2 separate regions of the Homo sapiens genome follow, and region 1 is linked to region 2. Evidence: read pairs that join two places in POLR2A ChIA-PET (ENCODE). Cell type or tissue: HCT116. All regions are shown on one strand. Links, peaks and the distances in the headings refer to the core of each region. The heading gives the core; the rest is flanking DNA. Region 1 has its middle 20 kb from the start of GPR15. Region 2 has its middle 16 kb from the start of OR5K3.

Region 1 (10,167 bases), core at 3,450-5,949, 180 kb after region 2:
AGACCTCAGTCTGAGGGTTCTCCCATGTCTTCTAGCTCCCTTCCCCAATTCTTGCCTAATCCCATTTTGGGGTCTTCTGTGCAAACCTGAGCTAACATATATAGAACAATTTTTTTTTCTGAGAGAATATAAATTTTCTGAAGGTTCAAACATCTTTTTGAGAAATGCTTTCAAGTATGGCAAAGACATAGCATACTATACAACGGAATGATAAGTGTTTTCTACATTTTCATGCTACTAAAGTCATATATTAAGCAAAGTAGAGAATTGTAAAAATGTGCCCCTAATGTGTCTCTTGGTTAACTGGCTTTATAAAATAATCCTCAATGACTTCTTAGGCTGTATAGGTAGTAATTTTTAATACTATAAATATGACTAATATCATTACTATTACTAGTGTTTATTTTTTAAATAAACACTAGTTTAAAGTTATTGAGTTTTCCACTATTTCCAAACTTTTTTTCCTATTTCCCTGGAAAATTACAATGAGGAATGCCTTAAAAATAATGAGCTGGGGCCGGCCACGGTGGCTCACACCTGTAATCCCAGCACTTTGGGAGGCTGAGGCAGGCGGATCACCTGAGGTCAGGAGTTTGAGACCAGCCTGGCCAACATGGCGAAACCCCGTCTCTAATAAAAAAAAAAAAAAATACAAAAATGAGCCAGGTGTGGTGGCTGGCACCTGTAATCACAGCTACTAGGGAGGCTGAGGCAGGAGAATCGCTTGAAACCGGGAGGCAGAGGTTGCAGTGAGCCAAGATCACACCATTGCATTGCAGCCTGGGCGACAAGAGTGAAACTCCATCTCGATAATAATAATGATAACGATAATAATAATAATAATGAGCTGGGTACAGTGGCGTGTCTGTAGTCCCAGTTACTAGGGAGGCTGAAAGCAGGAGGATTGCATGAGCTAGGAGTTCAAGATCAGCCTGGGCAACATAGCTAGTTCCCCTTACTAAGAAAAAAAAAGGAGGGTAAAGTAAAAAAATATACAATATGATAGTGTGATAGAGTGGAAAACATAAAGGCTTTAAAATTAGAAAAACTGAGTTTGAAACCATAACAGCCTACCACTAGCAAAGTCTGTGAGACCTTCGACAAGTTATTAACATTTTTCTCCTTCAGTTTTCTTATCTGTAAAATGAAAATAACATTATTTAACTTGGGGTTATTGAAAACTCAGTAAGTGAGGCGACTTATGTCGGTCTTACAAGTAATGTTTGTTTTTATTTTATATTCTTTTTTGGCCCTGTATGCACTGAGACAGATCTATAAATATTCAAAAATGAATTTTGATTTAAAGATAATTTAATTTAATTGCGGAGACAATGTTTATCAAGCTGTTGTTGGAGGAATGTATATAAACTCTATATAACATACATTAGGCATGATATATACTTACCCACATATGCAGACCTATTAGAACCACAGCACTCATCTGTGACTAATAAATTTATTTTAGCCTCTGGGCAACAAACTTTATAAATTATATTTCAGAACTATTTTTGTAAAAAGCATTATGAACGCATTTTATCTATATCCAGTGCTATAAGAGAAAACACATTTAGAAAGATAAGATCATTCATCCCTATACCTGTGGCTCTTTTCCCTTAGAAGTTTCTCTTAGTAAAGTTTTTCATCTGAGTTGATTAATGTAGATGTGTATATACATACAACTATATCAAAAATTATATATAAAGAGAAGGAGGGGGACTTAGGGATCTACTTAGCCACCGGTTTTGCTCTGAAGATAGGAGAAAATGCTAGCTTTAGACAAGAAGTTCTCTCTTCAAAGGTCAAGAGCTTTTCTTAATTTTGATAGCTCTGGCAACTTGTTCAGAAAAATCCACAAGTCTAGATCTGCAAATGCTTGAAATGCTCCATCGGACAGACCAAAAATTCAGAATACTACAAACACTCACGTCTCTGCAGAAAAAGATAATCTATATTACTCTTTCCTCTTGCCTATAATTTTAGTGCCTGCAACCCTGCCCTCTGGGACGATCAACTGATTTGGGCGAGATGGGTAAAGGAGGACAAAGAAAGGGGAGGGAGGGAGGAAACAGCATCATCATTGTCGCTGATTTCCCATTTATTTTAGTAAAAAAATTTGTCCTCTGAGGTTTTTGTATCTAAGATGACAAGCCAGGTAAAAACCTAAGAGATTGGGTAGACTTCTCAGGAAGTGTTATAGTAGCAGGTGAAACCCTGGAGAAAAACCCATACCTGTGAGGGCATTTGAACCTGTCGGGGTGGGGAAGTGGGAATGACCTGTGTCTACTACTCCCTTCCTCTCTCTCCATCCTTGGGTAACCTGGCCAACGGCAGCTGCCGGAAATGAATGACTTCAGCCACTGAACCATCCTTAGGCGAATGAATGGCTTCCATCTTAACTCTAATTTTCCTTTAGCCAATTCTGTTTTTGTGCCTCCTGAGTTCTCGTTAAGGTCAAAACAACATTAGTGGTTTTTAAGGTGTTAAGTTGGTTGTCTTTTTCTCACATTTTACAAGCAAAACACAGAAAATGAGAAACAACAAGAAATCCCTCATGGTCTTAAAAACAATCTATTTGAAAATTTCAGCATGCAGATCCAGTTAAATTTAAATTCAGTTAAATTTAACGTGCCAAATTTCAAATGGAAATTTGGTTCTCTGCATTTTAAAATGTGTAACAACTGCTTACGATATTCTATTTGAAACATATCACAATGTACATGATAGAATTAAAGGGTCATTTATATAAATTGTTATAGACTACAACACAAACATTGTTTTCAGAGGAATTCTTAAAATCATCTAATCCAATCCACTCATTTTTAAAATGAGAAAACTAAGAGAAATGGAGAGTCTATTCAGAAGCAAAATCACATTGTGGTTTTAAAAAAAAATTCAGCTGGCACACATGGGTACAAGTATAAAGGTTGTTAAAATATATTGATATATTTCTGCTTCAGTTGGTAAATTGCCACTGCCCTGTGTCCTCTGAGTGCCCCACTCTATCATGGTCTTCTGTCACCTTCCCTAGTAGCTTTTGGACACTTCAATATAGCAACTAAGGAGTTAACACCTTGCAAACAAGAGACCCTTGGGAGCCAGGCTTCTCCACTGAAAGCCAGGTCCTTTCAGATTGGTTGATTGCATAAACATGCAGACAGATAAATAGTTTTTGGTATCTCCCCTGCATGCAGTCAATGGCAGAAATTTAAATAATCAACGGTGGTGGAAACTTGACAGTTGACCCAGCATCCATTCTCATGCTTTCATTTTTCTCAAAATAATTCAGGACTCTTATGCCTAGGCAGTCATCTATCTGGTCTTTCTCATGCAGCTCTTGTGTTTTTGTAAAAGTTGAACCCACTCTTAGCCTCCTGGCAAAGCCTTGATAGACTTCACTATAAGGTGGGCATGTGACCAACCAACCAGGCTGTTTGGAATGCCAAGACAGCATTGCTCTCTCTTTCTCTGTGCCCTATTGAAGCCACCCTATGAAACAAGAGAGCCAGACTTAGAATAAAGTTTACATGGTTGACTGTAAAAAGAAAAGACAAAGTCAAAACTAAGCAAAATGAAACAAAACAAAACATAAAAATGGAGTCCTTGTTGGCATGACTGAGCTTCTAGATTAACCAGCCTACACCTGAGCCTTCCAAGTAACTGAACCTGTACACTTCTTTTGTTATTTAAGCCTGTTTGAGTTGAATTTTCTTTTACCTGAAATCCTAAAGGACTTACCTTATAAACTAGTTCCCCACCAAAGCTTTGCCAAGATTCTCTAATACAATCCTTTAGTTATATGATAAGGTAAAATTTCCCTAAATATGTTCTGAAAAGTACTAATTCCAAGAGAAATTAATAATTATGGTCCTGAAGAGGAACAGCTCAATAAACAGAGTTAGACAGACAGACCTGGATTATTTAACAAAGATTTGTGGTATACGCAAAACATAATTTTTATTTATTATTCCCATTCTAACCTTTTAAAATTTATTCATTAGGGCACTCTTCTTCTGCCCTTGCCTGAAGAATTTGGCAGGTCCATTGACTTTTCTTCTTACTCTTTGGGAAGAGCTTTGAAGCATAAAACACAGTGTCAATTTCGTTCTTTCCTTCCTCTCACTATTCACCTACTCACCAGCTGCTCAAAGAAAGGTGGAGTGGGGGTAAGGTTACCAGATTTAGTCAATAGAAATACAAGATGCCTAGTTAAATTTGAATTTAAATGAATAGTAAATGATTTTTTAGTATAAGTATGTCCCAAAGATTATTTGTCCATCTGAAATTCAAATCTAACTGAGCCTTATATTCTTTCTGATAACCTTAGGTGAGGCAGAGAGGAAAGGTAGGGGGATTTGGTTTGTTGAGCAACTTCCTGTTCTTTGGGCATGGCAGATAGCGAAGGTTATGCAGTTGAGCCAATTTTATGGGTTCTTTGAACATCCCATCATAGGAGACATCTCCAACATCAACTCTCAAGACTTAAGTGATACTCCTCATTCCCCAGGATGCCCACCCCTCTTTAGCCTCTGGTCCACCAGCAGAGGGACTATACACCAGTTACTACCCCCCATCACCAACCCTTGGTTCACAGGCAACAATGAAGCATCTTTGCCCCCATGCAAAGTGGATTCCTGGCCTGATCATCTTTGCCCCCATGCAACATTGCCAAAGCATCTTTGTCCCCACGCAACAGCGAATTCCTGGCCTGACCATCAAAGTCCTAATGAACCAACTTTTGTATTTAGACTTTTCAGGAGAGAATCAACTTGTCTAGAGTGCTCTGGCATACTGCAAACACACTTAAGCTCTTTAAGAGTAGTCCCACGGAAGCCCCTCCCAGCTTGCTGGGCTTGGTGTAGGAGACAGTAACTTTCCCAAGTGGAAAAAGCTGAGGCCCCATAGCACAGCTACTAGTCACTTTTAAGGAAAGCTCACAAAAACCCTCTCTTTATTCTCTGACGGGATCCAAGAGTTTGGAATCCATTCCCAGATATTATGCTTGTACCATCTGCATATAGTGACTTAGCAACAACTTACTTGAGATTTTTGCATTTATTTTATCTTTATGCCTTGTTGAAATTTCAATTTTAACATTCTGTTATATAGCTTTCTTTTCTGGGAAAATTCTCACAACTTTTAATATAGCATGACTAAAGCAAACCTGAAGGAGAGCTGAACTGCCTTCCTAGACTGGCTGTCTCATGCATGACCTCTACTCCTATTTGCCGAAAATATCCTCCCTATAACAAAATAATGGCAGGAATTTTAGGGGACTGGATTATTGTAAGATTCCTGGTGAAACCACAGTCCTCAAACCATACCTTGAAAAAATTCCTGCAGGAGTTAAAAACATTTCCCTTTATTGTATTCTTCTAATCTCCCATCTCATTCTACAAAACTCCTCCACAGAGGCCTTTGCTCCTCAGGCTTCTTATCTAAGTAGTGCCACGTGTCAAGTCCAAGGTCCCTGAATAGAAAGATTAGACTGGGTAAAACAGGAGTATGGCTTTCATGGGATCTGGGACCTATAATAACCTCTAACTATGAAGTTTAGGTGAGAGGCTTCCTCATCCGGCTACAAAGACCTCAGTTTCTTAGGTGTGAAAGGAGGAAGTTGAACTACGTAGTTTCAAATGACCCCTCCAACCTGAAAAACAGATGACTTTGATTCTAAATTCTTCAGGGAGTAGGACATGGATGCTGCAACAGTCTTATACCTTAGGTTAATTCTAAGAATTAAAAGAACCTTCACTGAAAGGAGAGTGACACTGACGAAGGTAGAAAGTTTTCGTGGTAGCTTCCTAAGGAAAATGTGGCAGAATTAAATGATCCTACTTGGAAATAGAGAAGTAAGATTTGTAACTACAACAGACCAAGCCATTCCCAGGCAGTGGATCTCACTGGGCAAGCAGAGACCTTGGCGTCTCTCACTGTACCTGGGCCACTTTCCATAGTCCATGCTCTGCCAGTGTTACTGAAACACCAAGGGTTTGGTCTAGGTCCTGCTGCTCACAGCACAGAAAGTCAATCACTGAGATAATGGTTATTGCCAAGGAAGAAGATTTTAATCAAGTGCTATAGCCTAGGAGATGGGAGGTCAGTCTCATATTCATCTCCCTGACTGACTAAAATTAGGACTTTATATAGCAGGAAAGAAGTGTAACTATGTACGGAAAAACAGGAACCTGGGAGGGATAAGGGTGCAATCATGATGAATGAGGGGCCCTGAGTCTCAGTGTCTGGATGCTATGATCTGGTGAGTTTCAGTTCTTTCATACTTTTTGAGAGGGCTAGGGGTCCTATCCTCAGAAAGAAACACAGATAAAACAAATGTAAGTTTCAAGCTTTAAGAAGAGAAGGGACAATTTCTGTTTATCCAAAATAACTGTCTATGAAACTATTGGGTGAGTTTCACCAAGTTTGAGTCCAAAGCCTATCTCAAGTCAGGTAATCCATTAATGGAAATGGAATCTCTCTCTCTCTCGCTCTCTCTCTCTCTAATTGTACAAAACTCTTAGATTACACTAAAAGTGCCTCATATTCTTTCGTGGTATTAGGTGATGTATCAGGATCCCAGGAGGAAACAGACAGCTTGCCAAAATTAATCAAAGGGTGCTTTCCAAAGGGGATCACAAGGCATAGTGCGGTAGCCTGGGGTTTGTAACAACAAAACTTTTATCTATGTCCAAAAAGAAGAAGAAAGAGCTGTTCTAAGCCCCTGAAAGAAGACAGTGTGCTGCCCTCTCCACATTTCTCTAGAGAAGGCTTCCAACTTGAAGCGGCCCCACAGGGAAAGTGCCAAAATAAGTACCCGTGAAGCCAGTAAAAGACATTTTGAAGTCATCCCAGTTCTTGCTAGTTGAAGTACTTTCCAAAGCAATTCTCTTAATGCTTACAGTTCGTTGAAAGTGTATCCTCACTGAGGAGAAGCCAGAGGCAGAAAATTCTTCCGGCAATGCACATGCAAAACAACACTGACTTTCTGATGTGGGTTAGGTGTGAGTACAATCTTAATCTAAAATGACTCCTTAAATATGCTCCTCTACCTGAGATTAAGGTACTGGGGAAAAAAACGTTCTGAAAGTTTGCTACTTGTTATTCTTTCTAATGAAATACAGGAAAAACTTATTTTTCTTTGGATACACTCAGTGTGAATAAAATTAACTCATGGACCAAATTCCTAGATTTAAACTGGAAGGAAGTAAGCTCTAGAGCCCTATCTTAAATTCCCAGCATTGTTTCAGAAGGCCACTGGAGTCAAACTTTCATAGCCTTAGCATAGAGTTGTTTCATCTGAGGACCTTCTCGTGTGTCCTGCGCTGTCCAGTATATTTCTTCATTTAAAAACTTCAGTTAGATCTTTTCTCTTAATTGCATTTTTACCCAAAAGAATAAGCCAAATTCCTGCAAGGTTTAGGAAATATATGTATATGGCAAAGTACTGGACTAGCGAATATATGGCAAAGTACTTCCTCACTTCACACCCATACTCACAACAGATGTGGCTAATCAACTGCTTCCAGTTCCTGGAAATTGTAAAATATGGTAGTGAGTTTCTCTGTCAACAAATTCTCTGTTGGCCAAAGGAAGTAGCTTCTGTGTCCTTCCTCTTTTAGTCCCTTCAGGCCTTTCAAAGTGCTATTAATATATACTATAAAAGCTTTGTTAGGATCTATGTAATAAATCATTACCTCATAGAAATAGATCATTCCCTGTAATTAACCTTTTACCAGCATTACTAATCAATTATGCTTCTCTTTCTTATCTGCTCCTGTTAATCTTGTAACATTCCATATGTTAAGTAGAAATCATAACTAATTAACATTTATCCTTTAGGTAGGCCAGGCTACTTACTAAAAATACTCTGCAAAACAGTTTGTCTTCTTATGGTTTACTGTTTACAACCTGAGCCAGAATCCTTCCACTTCCAAGTAAGACTGGGGTTCAACTGGGGTGGGGAGCACATCAAATGAGGGGGTACATCATTCCCTCCTTGTCTAATGCTTTAAGACTAATCAAATCAAATTCTGTAACACTAAAGTTGGAAAAGAACTCTCTTGATGCTTAAGATAAGTAATTTTTAAGACAATGTAAATACACTTTAACGAAAGGAAAGAAAAAAGGGAAAAAAGACAATGTAATACACTTAGAACAAAAGACTTGTCATACACGATACATAACACAAAAGATTAGCTTCAGGAGAATGTAGATAATTGCATGATGGTAGATTTTTATCTTTCACTCATTTGTTCAACAAACATCAACCATTACCAAGCCAAACACTTGCCAGATACTGTTTTAGGCATTGTATATAGGCTCATCCTAGACTTTAAAAATTGTCTGGAGAGTAACCACCAGGTCGCCATACATAATATCCCTGGATTGGTCTAAAACAGGTAGGATTTGGGTGGATGAATTGTAAATCTGATCCAGTTTGGCATTTCTTATGATCTAATAACAATTCATTGTGTATATTGATTTAAGAAAATATAGAAACATAATACTACCTAATGCAAACTCTTTGATCTGAGTGATAAAGAATTTGTATAAATAGACAAAAATAAACACCCAGACTGAAGTCCTACCTGTTCACTTGATTAAAACTGTATCTCTTTAAAAGATGGATACTTTGGCCAAATAGTTGGCTTTTTCTGTTCTACGTTCTGAGCTACACCAGTTTCTCCAACATCAAAGTTTCCTTTTCCACCACCTTAATTCGCCATCCTGCTGTCCAAAGCTCATAACTTCAGAGCTTCACTTTGTCCCCAGACTTATACACTGAATTCCAGTGAACCAGAAAGAATGCTCATGGAATACAATTAGTGACTAAACAATTCCAAAACGCTATTGGTTTGCTTTCTTTCTAGACGATGTACTTAGAAGAACAATAATAAAATTTCAAAGGGACCAAAATCTTTCTTTCTACTCCTCTCACATGAATCACCACCTCCTTTGCAAACAAGTGATTATTTACAAAGCTTGTTAAAAAAGTAGTTTAGGCTTGCATTTCATTTAGAATTGCTCTATTGCTCCATATTTTGTTTTCCCCTATGATTTAAGAATAGTTTTATTGTACATATCTTTACAAATATTTAAATCAAAGAGAATTACTGTAGTTTAAAAAATAGAAAAACGGGGCCAGGCGTGGTGACTCACGCCTGTAATCCCAGCACTTTGGGAGGCTGAAGCGGGCGGATCACCTAAGGTCGAGAGTTTGAGATCAGCCTGACAAACATGGAGAAACCCCGTCTCTACTAAAAATACAAAATTAGCAGGGCATGGCGGCACATGCCTGTAACCCCAGCTACTCGGGAGGCTGAGGCAGGGGAATCGCTTGAACCCAGGAGGCGGAGGTTGCGGTGAGCCGAGATGGCGCCATTGCACTCCAGCCTGGGCAACAAAAGCGAAACTCCGTCTGAAAAAAAAAAAAAGAAAGAAAAAGAAAAAGAAAAACAACAGAGGAAAAAACACGGCATGGGTTATGAAAACAGTTATCGAAACAAAAGATTATCTCAGGTGAAAAAAGGAAATTGACAGCGCTACGTAAGCAAAAAGATCTCAGATTGTACTTGTTGACCAGGAGGTAACTGGTAATTAGGAAAGTAAACATTTCTGCCCTCATCTACTATGCAAAACTACATTGTCTTTTCATAAAATTTTGCAGAATCTTACCTTAAAGGGGAAGATCACAGGTTACTACATCACTGCTTTTTTATTCAAACTAAAAATCATACTTCAGTGTTTTTAAAAAGTTAAATGAAATCCAGAACGCCAAATAAAAGGCCAATAGAGAAAAAGAGAAGGAAGCCAGATGCATGCCTGTATTTCTGGAAGGAGAGTTTCTCAAAGGCTTTTTTTTGAAACCTCCTTAGCTAGAGCTAAGGTTTGAGGTTAGCTGAGCATCGCGTGCCATTCTTGAAGGGTCCTAGGCACTGACTCATTTGCTTTATCATTTCTCATGAAAGCAAGAGGTGGCAGCCATCACCAGAGAGCAAAGGGGTGACTTGGTGACTGATCTCATTACTGAACTAAGGAGAGCACTCTCACGCAAAGTTCAGAACCTCCCCACACCCAGAGAAACTCTGCCAGTTCATAGAAAAGAAGTTATTTCCACCCAAGAAGACAAGTGGCAACTGGAAACAGATGTGAAGAAAACAAGAATAAACA
Region 2 (10,167 bases), core at 3,757-6,256:
TTCTAGTTTTACATTTTAGACTTATAATCCACTTTGAGTCAGCACTTGTGAAATATGTATGGTGTATGTCTAGGCTTACGTTATTTGAATATGAACATCCAAGTGTTCCAGCACCATTTGTGTAAAGATCATCCTTTATTGAAATGCCTTTGTTAGTTTGTCAAAGATTACTTGACTATAATTATGTGGGCCTATTATAGTCCATCTATTCTGTTATCTTAAACTTGTGTATATTCTTTTAATAATACCATGCTGTACTGATTACCTTAGCTTTATAGAAGTCTTGAGATCTGGTAGTGTGAGTGTTCCAACCTTGTTCTTCTTCAGTGTTGTGTTGGCTATGCTAGTCTTTTGTTTTCTCATATAAACTTTAAAATAATATTTTTAATTATCAATAATGCTACTCTGAACATTTGTGTAGAATTTTGTGTATGAGCAAGTGTTATCATTTCCCTTGGGTACATACTAGGAGTGAAATTGCTGGGTCATATGTCAACTCTGTTTACTTCTTGAGGAAATGTTTGACTGCTTTCCAAAGTAGCTGCAGTGTTGTATATTCCCAGTAGCAATATATGATTCTTCCAACTTTGCCACATCTTCAACATCTGTTATTGTCTTTCTTATTATAGCCATTAGAGTTCATGTAAACTGGTATCTAATTGTGGTTTTGATTTGCATTTCCTTGATGGCTAATAATGTTGAGCACCTTGTTATGTACTATTAGCTATTCACATCTCTTCTTTGGAAAAACAACTACTCAGATCCTTTGACATTTTTATAAAGAAGTAACTTGTAATTTTATTATTAAGTGGTAAGAGCTGTTCATTAATTATAGATATATTTCCCTTATCAAACATATGATTTTCATATATTTTATCCTATTCCATTGGTTGTCTTTTATTTTCTTGATGGCATTCTCTGAGGTAAAGTTTCTAATTTTGATGAAGTCTAGTCTATTTTTGATATGTCACTTATGCTCTTGGTGTCATATTTAAGAAAATGTTGCAAAATCCAAGGCCACAAATATTTATATCTGTGTTTCTTTTAACACATTATAGTTTTATTACTAACACATTATAGTTTTAGTTTACAAATAGGGGTCCAAACTCATTTTTTACATGTAGATTCCCTGCTGTTCCACACAATTTGTTTAGGAGACTATTCTTTCCCAACTGATTTATACTTCCATCCTTACACCAGTGCCAAACTGTTTTGATTATTTTAGATTTTTAATCATTTTGAAATCAAGAAATGTGAATCCCCAGCTTTATTTTTATTATTAAAGAAATAGACTAATAAACCAATGGAAAAGAATAGAAGCCCACAGATAAAACTGTGCATATATAATCAAAAATCTTCACAAGGGCATGAAGAATATGCACTGGGGAAAGGATAATCTACACAATGACCAATGCTTGGAAAAGTAGATATGCACATGCAAAAGAATAAAATTGGACTCTTAGGTTACATCATACACAAAAATCAGCTCAAAATGGATTAAAGACTTAAACCTGAAACTGTAAAACTCCTTAAAAATAACAAATAAGTTCCTTGATTATTTTTAAAAATCACACCAAAATCTCAAGCAAGAAAAACAAGTGAACAAACAGAATACATCAAATTAAAAACTGTCTGCACAGCAAAAAAAAAAAAAAGAAAGAAAAAGAAAAAAAAAGATTACCAAAATGAAAAGGCAAACTACCAAGTGGAAGAAAATACTTGCCTACCATGATTCAATAAGACATTGTCTAAAATATATAAGTAATCATACAAGTCAATAGGAAATAAACAAGCCAATTTAAAAATAGAAAAAGGACCTCCAAAGATATTTTTCCAAAGAGCATATACAAATGTCCAGCAAGTGTAAGAAAAGGTGCTCAGGCAAGGGTTGGTGGCTCACACCTATAATCCCAACACTCTGGGAGGCCAAGTGGGGAGGATTGCTTGAGGCTAGGAGTTCAAGATCATCCTGGACAACATGGAGAGATCCGATCTCTAAAATAAATTTTAAAAATTAGTGCTTGTGGTGGGATGTGCCTGTAGTTCCATCTACTCATGCTATTCAAGAGCCTGAGACAGGAGGATCCCTTGAGTCCAGGAGTTTGAGGCTACAATGAGTTGTGATCACACCACTTTGCTCCAACCTGGGTGACAGAGCAAGAGCCTATTTCAAAAAGAAAGAAAAGAAAGAAAGAAAGATAGAAAGAAAGAAAGAAGAAAGAAAGAGAGAGAAAGAGAGAGAAGAAAGAAAGAAAGACAGACAGAAAGAAAGAAAGAAAGAGAAAAAGAAAGAAAGGAAGGAAGGAAGGAAAAAGAAAGAGAGAGAAAAGGAAGAAAGGAGGAAAAAGGAAAGGGAGGGAAAGGGGAACAGGAAGGGAAAAGAAAGGAAAGGGAAAGGGGAAGGGAAGGGTGGTTAGTCAATATCACTAACTCTCCAGGAAATGCAAATCAAAACCACAGTGAGACATCACCTAACACCTGTTAAAATTGCTATTATAAAAAAAGACAAGAGATAACAAGTGTTGATGAAGATGAGGAGAAAGGAAAACCTTTGCACATGGTTGGTGAAAATAAAAATTGGTATAGCCATTATGTAAAACAGTAAGAATTTCCTCACAATATTAGAACTAGAACTACCGAATGACCCAGTAATCCCACTTCTGAATATTTATTCAAAGGAAATGAAATCAAAATCGTAAAGAAATACCTGCATTCTCATGGTCAAAGGGAAGGGGAAGGGAGGGGAGGCGAGGGGAGGGGAGGGGAGGGGAGGGAAGGGGACAAGGAAAGAAAGAGAAGGGGAAAGGGAAAGAAGGAAGGAGGAAAGGGGAAAGGAATAGAAAAGAAAGGAAAGAAAAGGGAAAAGGGAAAAGAAAAGAGAAAGAAAAGAAAAGAAAGAAAAAATAAAAGAAAAGAAACAAAAGAAAAGAAAAGGTGCTCAATATTACCTCCCCCTGTTCATTGATCAGTCCTCCTGCTCCAGTCCAGACAGGTTGCACTCTAGACCCAATGCTCATCCTTCCAGCAGAGACTTCCCTTTTGCTGATTTCCCTGTTAGATATTCTGTTTCCAAACTCTCCATCTTCCTCTTCATGGTTCATTCCATCATTTTACTAAAAAATCTTGACGGGCTCTTTGGCAGCCTTTGTTCACACGCGATTTATATTTTAATTTGTGTGGAAATCTAAATTTGAAATAATTGTTCTTCTGCACTCTGAAGGCATTTTTCTTTTATAGTCTAGCATGCTGTGTTGCTTTTGAGAAATTGCATGTTATTCTCATTCCCATTTCTTGATTATCTCTCTGGAAACATTAAGGAGATTTTCTTTATCCCAGGCTTAATGGCATCTCAGAATGAATATTTTTGGCATTTAAAAAATTAATTTTTCTAGATAGTGTTGGATTCCTTGCATCTGTCCTCCTTCCCTGCCTAGCTCTATTTTTTCCTGTTTTGTCTTTACTTTTTTTACTCTTTTTTTCCTTTCCCATGTCTTTACTTTTCTTTTCCTCTTTTTCTCCTGTCTTTCTCTCTCTCTATTTTTTTTTTTTTTTTTTTTTGAGACGGAGTCTCGCTCTCTCCCAGGCTGGAGTGCAGTGGCGCGATCTCCGCTCACTGCAGGCTCCGCCCCCCGGGGTTCACGCCATTCTCCTGCCTCAGCCTCCCGAGCAGCTGGGACTACAGGCACCCGCCACCACGCCCAACTAATTTTTTGTATTTTTAGTAGAGACAGGGTTTCACCGTGTTGGCCAGGATGGTCTCGATCTCCTGACTTCGTGATCCGCCCGCCTCGGCCTCCCAAAGTGCTGGGATTACAGGCGTGAGCCACCGCGCCCGGACTTTCTTTCTCTCTTACTCTTTACAAATTCAGTTTTATTTTCTCAGTGAATACAAACCTGAGAGCTCCAAATAGATACAATCCACATTAAAAAGCAGAATAAATAAACCTGTCAGTTTTCAGAATAATAAGTGTTGTCTAATAGCCTATGAAGATTATTATTTTCAAAATTATCACTATGAATTCATAGATTTTAACATGTTATCAACTTAATAAATTATAATTATTATTCTTTGACCGATAGGAGCTCAAATCAAAAATACCATATTGGTTTCTCAGTCCTTCGGATATGACCTTAGTAGTCTCTGACAGATTTCTTGTTGTCTGGTACAGATGTCAAGGCTGACAAAGTGAGACTTTGTCTCAAAAAAAAAGAAAAAATGTCTAGGCTACTCATGTGTATTTTTTTTCTGCCTCACAATGGGATATTAGATATTTTTCCAGAGGCCAATAGGTAATAATTTTCACAGTTTTCTGGTTTCTAATTTCTTTCTTTTTTTAAAAAAGAAACAAACTTTCCAAACACAAATATACACACTCTTATTTCCCCTTCTTTCTTACTCATAAGACCGTGTGTGTGTGTGTGTGTGTGTGTGTGTGTGTGTGTGTCCAAACACATATTTTGCCTTGATTTTGGCTTTTGCTCTTCATTTTTATTTTTTTTTACTTTACAAAATAACCTGTAAATTGTTACATATCAGTAGGTATTAATATTTTCCTTTTTAACACTCACATAGTACTCCACTGTGCATTTAATTAACTGTTTTTATATCTATAGATACAGAGTTTCTTTCCAATACTTTATCTGATACATCTCAATCATCACTTTATTTGTAACTTTTTGACTCTCCTTTGTTTTAGCTACATCTCTTGTACAAAGCATAGAGCTAGATTTTTTCTTTTGAAGCAAGTCCGAAAATATCTTTCTTGTAATAGTTTAGTTGAATTCATTTTTATTAACTTCAATGACTGACATGTTTAGTCCAAATTCTATCATATTATTTCATTTAATATTTATCAATGGTGTTGTATTTACTGTTTATTTATATCTTGTTTTATATAATTTTTATTTCTCCTGGTATTTCAGACAGTTTGCATTTTTGTTTTAGTTATCTTTACATTAACACCTTTATTACATACTCACTCTTCTGTGTCTGCACTTATAATGCTATTTTTGGTTTCTCTGCTTTAAATAATATTTTTTGACTACCACTAGTACTTATATTACAATCAGTGAGATTGTTCTATTTTAGCTTTCTCTCTTTACCTCTACTTATTTTGTTTTTACTTTTCATTTACTTTTTTATTATGATGCATTCATCATAATAATGATGATGCCTTACTTACAGAGATTTAAGATTTACAGAGGAGTCACAAAGATGGTATGGAGAGGTTTTATGCAGACTTCATCCAAGTTCCCTAATTTGAACATCGTACATAATCGTGACACACTTATCAAAACTAAGATGTTAATATTGTTGTAGTACCATTAACTAAAATATAGGCTTTATGTTGAACTTGAGATTTTTCCACTAATGTCATTTTCCTGTTTTGAGATCCTATTAGGAAGCCAAAGTTGTCAACTCTTCTTGGATTCCTCCAATCTATGACAGGTTCCTCTGTCTTTTCTTGCCATTCATGCCTTTGACACTTTTGAAGAGTACTGGCTACATATTTCATACAATGTCCTTTAGTTTTAGTTTGTCTGATATTTGTTCATGATTAGGCTTTTGTTAGGGATTTAAGGGAAGAATATCACAGAATGGAAGAGTCTTTGTCATTGTATCATATCTGAGGGTACATGATATCAACATGATTTACTACCGGTTTTGTTAGCCTGTATCACTTGGCTAAAGAAGGGTCTGCTACTTCATTCATTACATACATGACACTAATTCCAGGCTGCACTCAAGGGGATAGGAACTATGCTCTATTACCTAGAAACAGAACTATCAAATAATTTGTGAAAACATTATAACAGCATCCCAATATTGAATGAACATATTGGGGAGATACATTGAAACTATACAGATATCCTGTTTCTCAAAGTTTTATCCACTGGCTGACCTTGTTTTCAATAATTATAACTGTGATGCTCTAATGCTATTTTCTATTTCTCTGATTCTTTCCATATGTATAAATTGGAAAGTATAGCTTTGCTAGGTGTAAAATTCTTGGCACACACATTGTGTATGAGTTTATTGAAAATATTGATCCACAGTTATCTTACTTTGCATGTTACTGTTAGGAAGTCAGATACCAGTTTGATTTTCTTTCCTTGGAAGTGAGTTTGTATTTTCATGTGAAGGTGCATATGATTTTTCTTTATCTTAAAGTCTAACACTTTTATTAGGATGTATATTTGAGCTCACTATTCTGGATGATTTATGACAAGTGTGTTTCAATAGGCAGATTCAGGTCTTCTGTTATTTCCCAAAGTTTCTTAGATTATCATTTAAAATATTATTTCTTCTCCATTTTCTTCTTTTTTGGAAATTCCAATTTTATGTGTTGTGTATTGCCCTTGCTAATCTCATAGGCTGATCAGGTTGACTTTAATTCTTTTTATTACTTTTGGTGTTTATTTTTATTCCCCTAGTAGTTTTATTTTCTCTCTTCAACAGCCCTTATATAAATGATAGAATCTCTTACTCCTTGAAAATCTTAAAATTTAGTATTAGTTTTTTTAAATAATTACATCTGTTTCTCCAATTTATCTTTTACATTTAGCCAGTTCCCATTTTATATATTTCTTCTTGTCCATCTCTGTTCTAATTTTTTACTTTACATAAAAGATGATTTTACCTATCAGGAAGTACATGCTTAAATATAATGAATTCACGTTGTGGCATTGTGTCAGTTTTTCTCTCTATGGTTAGATTCTTTAAAAAACTTTTTGTCAAATGGAATGCTTTGATTTTCTATCTTCCTTTAATATTATTTTCATGTGGATGTAGTCTATTATTTTTCTGTTTGTTTTGAAACGCCTTTTTTCTTAGGATCATAATGATAGCTTATTCTATCAGGGATAAGGGAATAATGTATTTTGAAAGCCATTAGTTTGGGACACTATCTTTTGCTGGTACAGTGACTTGATATATTTTAATATATGGCTTATCTATGACGGTTATAAATTGCATCTTCTGATCTTGTAATTTTCTATTTTGGGTGTAGCAAATTGTTTAATCTACAGTCTCTAGGAAACAGACTCTGAGATGGAGATGTACATGTAAAAACTTGTTGAGGAATATCCTCAGGCCTATATTTATTAAGGAAAGAATAGCTGAATGTAGTCACAACAAAAGCCTTAGCCACTACTGCGGGGAAGTGAGGATTTTGGATGTCCCTTCAGAGACTGAATTGCATTAGGTGTAGGTGTTCAGGAATTTACACCTCCCATGAATAGTCATTGGTTGCAAGCTGTCCCCAAGGAAGAGATACAACTTTGATAAGACAGCTCTCTTCAGCTCAGGCCATTTCCTAGCAAGGGACTCAGTTGACAACTGCTAGCTGCTAACACTCTTGCAACATTTTTCTGTGAGCAGACTAACATCTTAAGAAACTTGCTCCCATCATCTTCTAATCTCTGTCTCAGTGCTGTAATCAATTTAACCCTGTTACCTTGTTACCCTTTCCTGACAGTGATGAAGACCATAATTGTTAAATATGGTAATGCTGTTGTTGACCCCTTGCATTGATTTACAAGACATTTTATTAAACAATCCTGAGTTAATGCTTTTTGTTTATGGATCTTATGCCAAAAATGCAAAAGGAAAATACAAAGCAGGATATGCTGTGACAACTCAATGTGAACTAACAGAAAATGTAACTCTTTCCCCAATTTAAGTCAGCCCAAAAGGCAGAGCTATAAGTTCTCACTTGGATCTGTCAGATATCTAAGGGCAAATCAGTCAACATTTCTACAGATAGTAGATATATTTTCGCGTAGTTTATAAGTTTGGTATACTATGAAAAGAAAGAGGGTTCCTCACCTTTGGTGGAACCCCCATCAAAAATGCGCCCCAAGTAGATGAGTGTCTTTCTGCTGTTTTGCTGCCTTCATAAATGGCTATTAAAATGGAAGGCCACACCCATAAAACTGAACCTGAATACCGAGAAAATACCCTAGAAGTCGTTCATGCTAAATAAACTAGTAGTGATACCACTGAGATGTTTGAAAGAAAAACACTTTGAATGAACTCCACAAAATTGATCCAAATCTATGATAATTTGTTTAATAAAGAATGCTATGAACCTGAATCAGCAAAACAAACAAAATTGGCTCTTAAAAGAATGAAATTTAATATTAAATAGGAACTGACTGAGAGCCTGAACCACTGCTTCATTCTCCCAAAGTCTTTTTTTAAAATTTAATTTTATTTTATTATTATTATACTTTAAGTTTTAGGGTACATGTGCACAATGTGCAGGTTAGTTACATATGTATACATGTGCCATGCTGGTGTGCTGCACCCATTAACTCGTCATTTCGCATTAGGTATATCTGCTAATGCTATCCCTCCCCCCTCCCCCCACCCCACAACAGTCCCCAGAGTGTGATGTTCCCCTTCCTGTGTCCATGTGTTCTCATTGTTCAATTACCACCTATGAGTGAGAACATGCGGTGTTTGGTTTTACGTCCTTGCGATAGTTTACTGAGAATGATGATTTCCAATTTCATCCATGTCCCTGCAAAGGACATGAACTCATCATTTTTTATGGCTGCATAGTATTCCATGGTGTATATGTGCCACTTTTCTTAATCCAGTCTATCATTGTTGGACATTTGGGTTGCTTCCAAGTCTTTGCTATTGTGAATACTGCTGCAATAAACATACGTGTGCATGTGTCTTTATAGCAGCATGATTTATAGTCCTTTGGGTATATACCCAGTAACGGAATGGCTGGGTCAAATGGTATTTCTAGATCTAGATCCCCGAGGAATCGCCACACTGACTTCCACAATGGTTGAACTAGTTTACAGTCCCACCAACAGTGTAAAAGTGTTCCTATTTCTCCACATCCTCTCCAGCACCTGTTGCTTCCTGACTTTTTAATGATTGCCATTCTAACTGGTGTGAGATGGTATCTCATTGTGGTTTTGATTTGCATTTCTCTGATGGCCAGTGATGGTGAGCATTTTTTCATGTGTTTTTTGGCTGCATAAATGTCTTCTTTTGAGAAGTGTCTGTTCAAGTCCTTCGCCCACTTTTTGATGGGGTTGTTTGTTTTTTTCTTGTAAATTTGTTTGAGTTCATTGTAGATTCTGGATATTAGCCCTTTGTCAGATGAGTAGGTTGCAAAAATTTTCTCCCATTTTGTAGGTTGCCTGTTCACTCTGATGGTAGTTTCTTTTGCTGTGCAGAAGCTCTTTAGCTTAATTAGATCCCATTTGTCTATTTTGTCTTTTGTTGCCATTGCTTTTGGTGTTTTAGACATGAAGTCCTTGCCCATGCCTATGTCCTGAATGGTATTGCCTAGGTTTTCTTCTAGGGTTTTTATGGTTTTAGGTCTAACGTTTAAGTCTTTAATCCATCTTGAATTAATTTTTGTATAAGGTGTAAGGAAGGGATCCAGTTTCAGCTTTCTACATATGGCTAGCCAGTCTTCCCAGCACCATTTATTAAATAGGGAATCCTTTCCCCATTGCTTGTTTTTCTCAGGTTTGTCAAAGATCAGATAGTTGTAGGTATGCGGTGTTATTTCTGAGGGCTCTGTTCTGTTCCATTGATCTATATATCTGTTTTGGTACCAGTACCATGCTGATTTGGTTACTGTAGCCTTGTAGTATAGTTTGAAGTCAGGTAGCTTGATGCCTCCAGCTTTGTTCTTTTGGCTTAGGATTGACTTGGCAATGCGGGCTCTTTTTTGGTTCCATATGAAATTTAAAGTAGTTTCTTCCAATTCTGTGAAGAAAGTCATTGGTAGCTTGATGGGGATGGCACTGAATCTATAAATTACCTTGGGCAGTATGGCCATTTTCACGTTATTGATTCTTCTAACCCATGAGCATGGAATGTTCTTCCATTTGTTTGTATCCTCTTTTATTTCATTGAGCAGTGGTTTGTAGTTCTCCTTGAAGAGGTCTTTCACCTGCCTTGTAAGTTGGATTCCTAGGTATTTTATTCTCTTTGAAGCAATTGTGAATGGGAGTTCACTCATGATTTGGTTCTCTGTTTGTCTGTTATTGGTGTATAAGAATGCTTGTCATTTTTCTACATTGATTTTGTATCCTGAGACTTTGCTGAAGTTGCTTATCAGCTTAAGGAGATTTTGGGCTGAGACAATGGGGTTTTCTAGATATACAATCATGTCATCTGCAAACAGGGAC

The links. ChIA-PET counts read pairs that join two places held together with the same protein. Peaks named below come from ENCODE experiments on the same cell type or tissue, not always from the same donor. Only the 100,000 strongest peaks of a DNase experiment are listed, where the experiment ranks them.
Region 1: POLR2A ChIA-PET joins it to region 2 with 5 read pairs; 2 of 35 experiments call an interaction of 5 or more read pairs at or near these places.

Annotation. Positions count from the first base shown.
Region 1 is chr3:98,546,441-98,556,607 of GRCh38, forward strand. No RefSeq gene overlaps it. Among named protein-coding and RNA genes, the nearest start is that of GPR15, 20 kb to the left of the region's middle. RefSeq lists enhancers at 5,666-5,715, 9,343-10,167, 9,594-9,913, 10,044-10,123. In HCT116, for the core only: no CTCF peak of the experiment used is centred there; no DNase peak of the experiment used is centred there; H3K27ac peaks cover 1,971 bases.
Region 2 is chr3:98,369,736-98,379,902 of GRCh38, forward strand. No RefSeq gene overlaps it. Among named protein-coding and RNA genes, the nearest start is that of OR5K3, 16 kb to the right of the region's middle. In HCT116, for the core only: no CTCF peak of the experiment used is centred there; no DNase peak of the experiment used is centred there.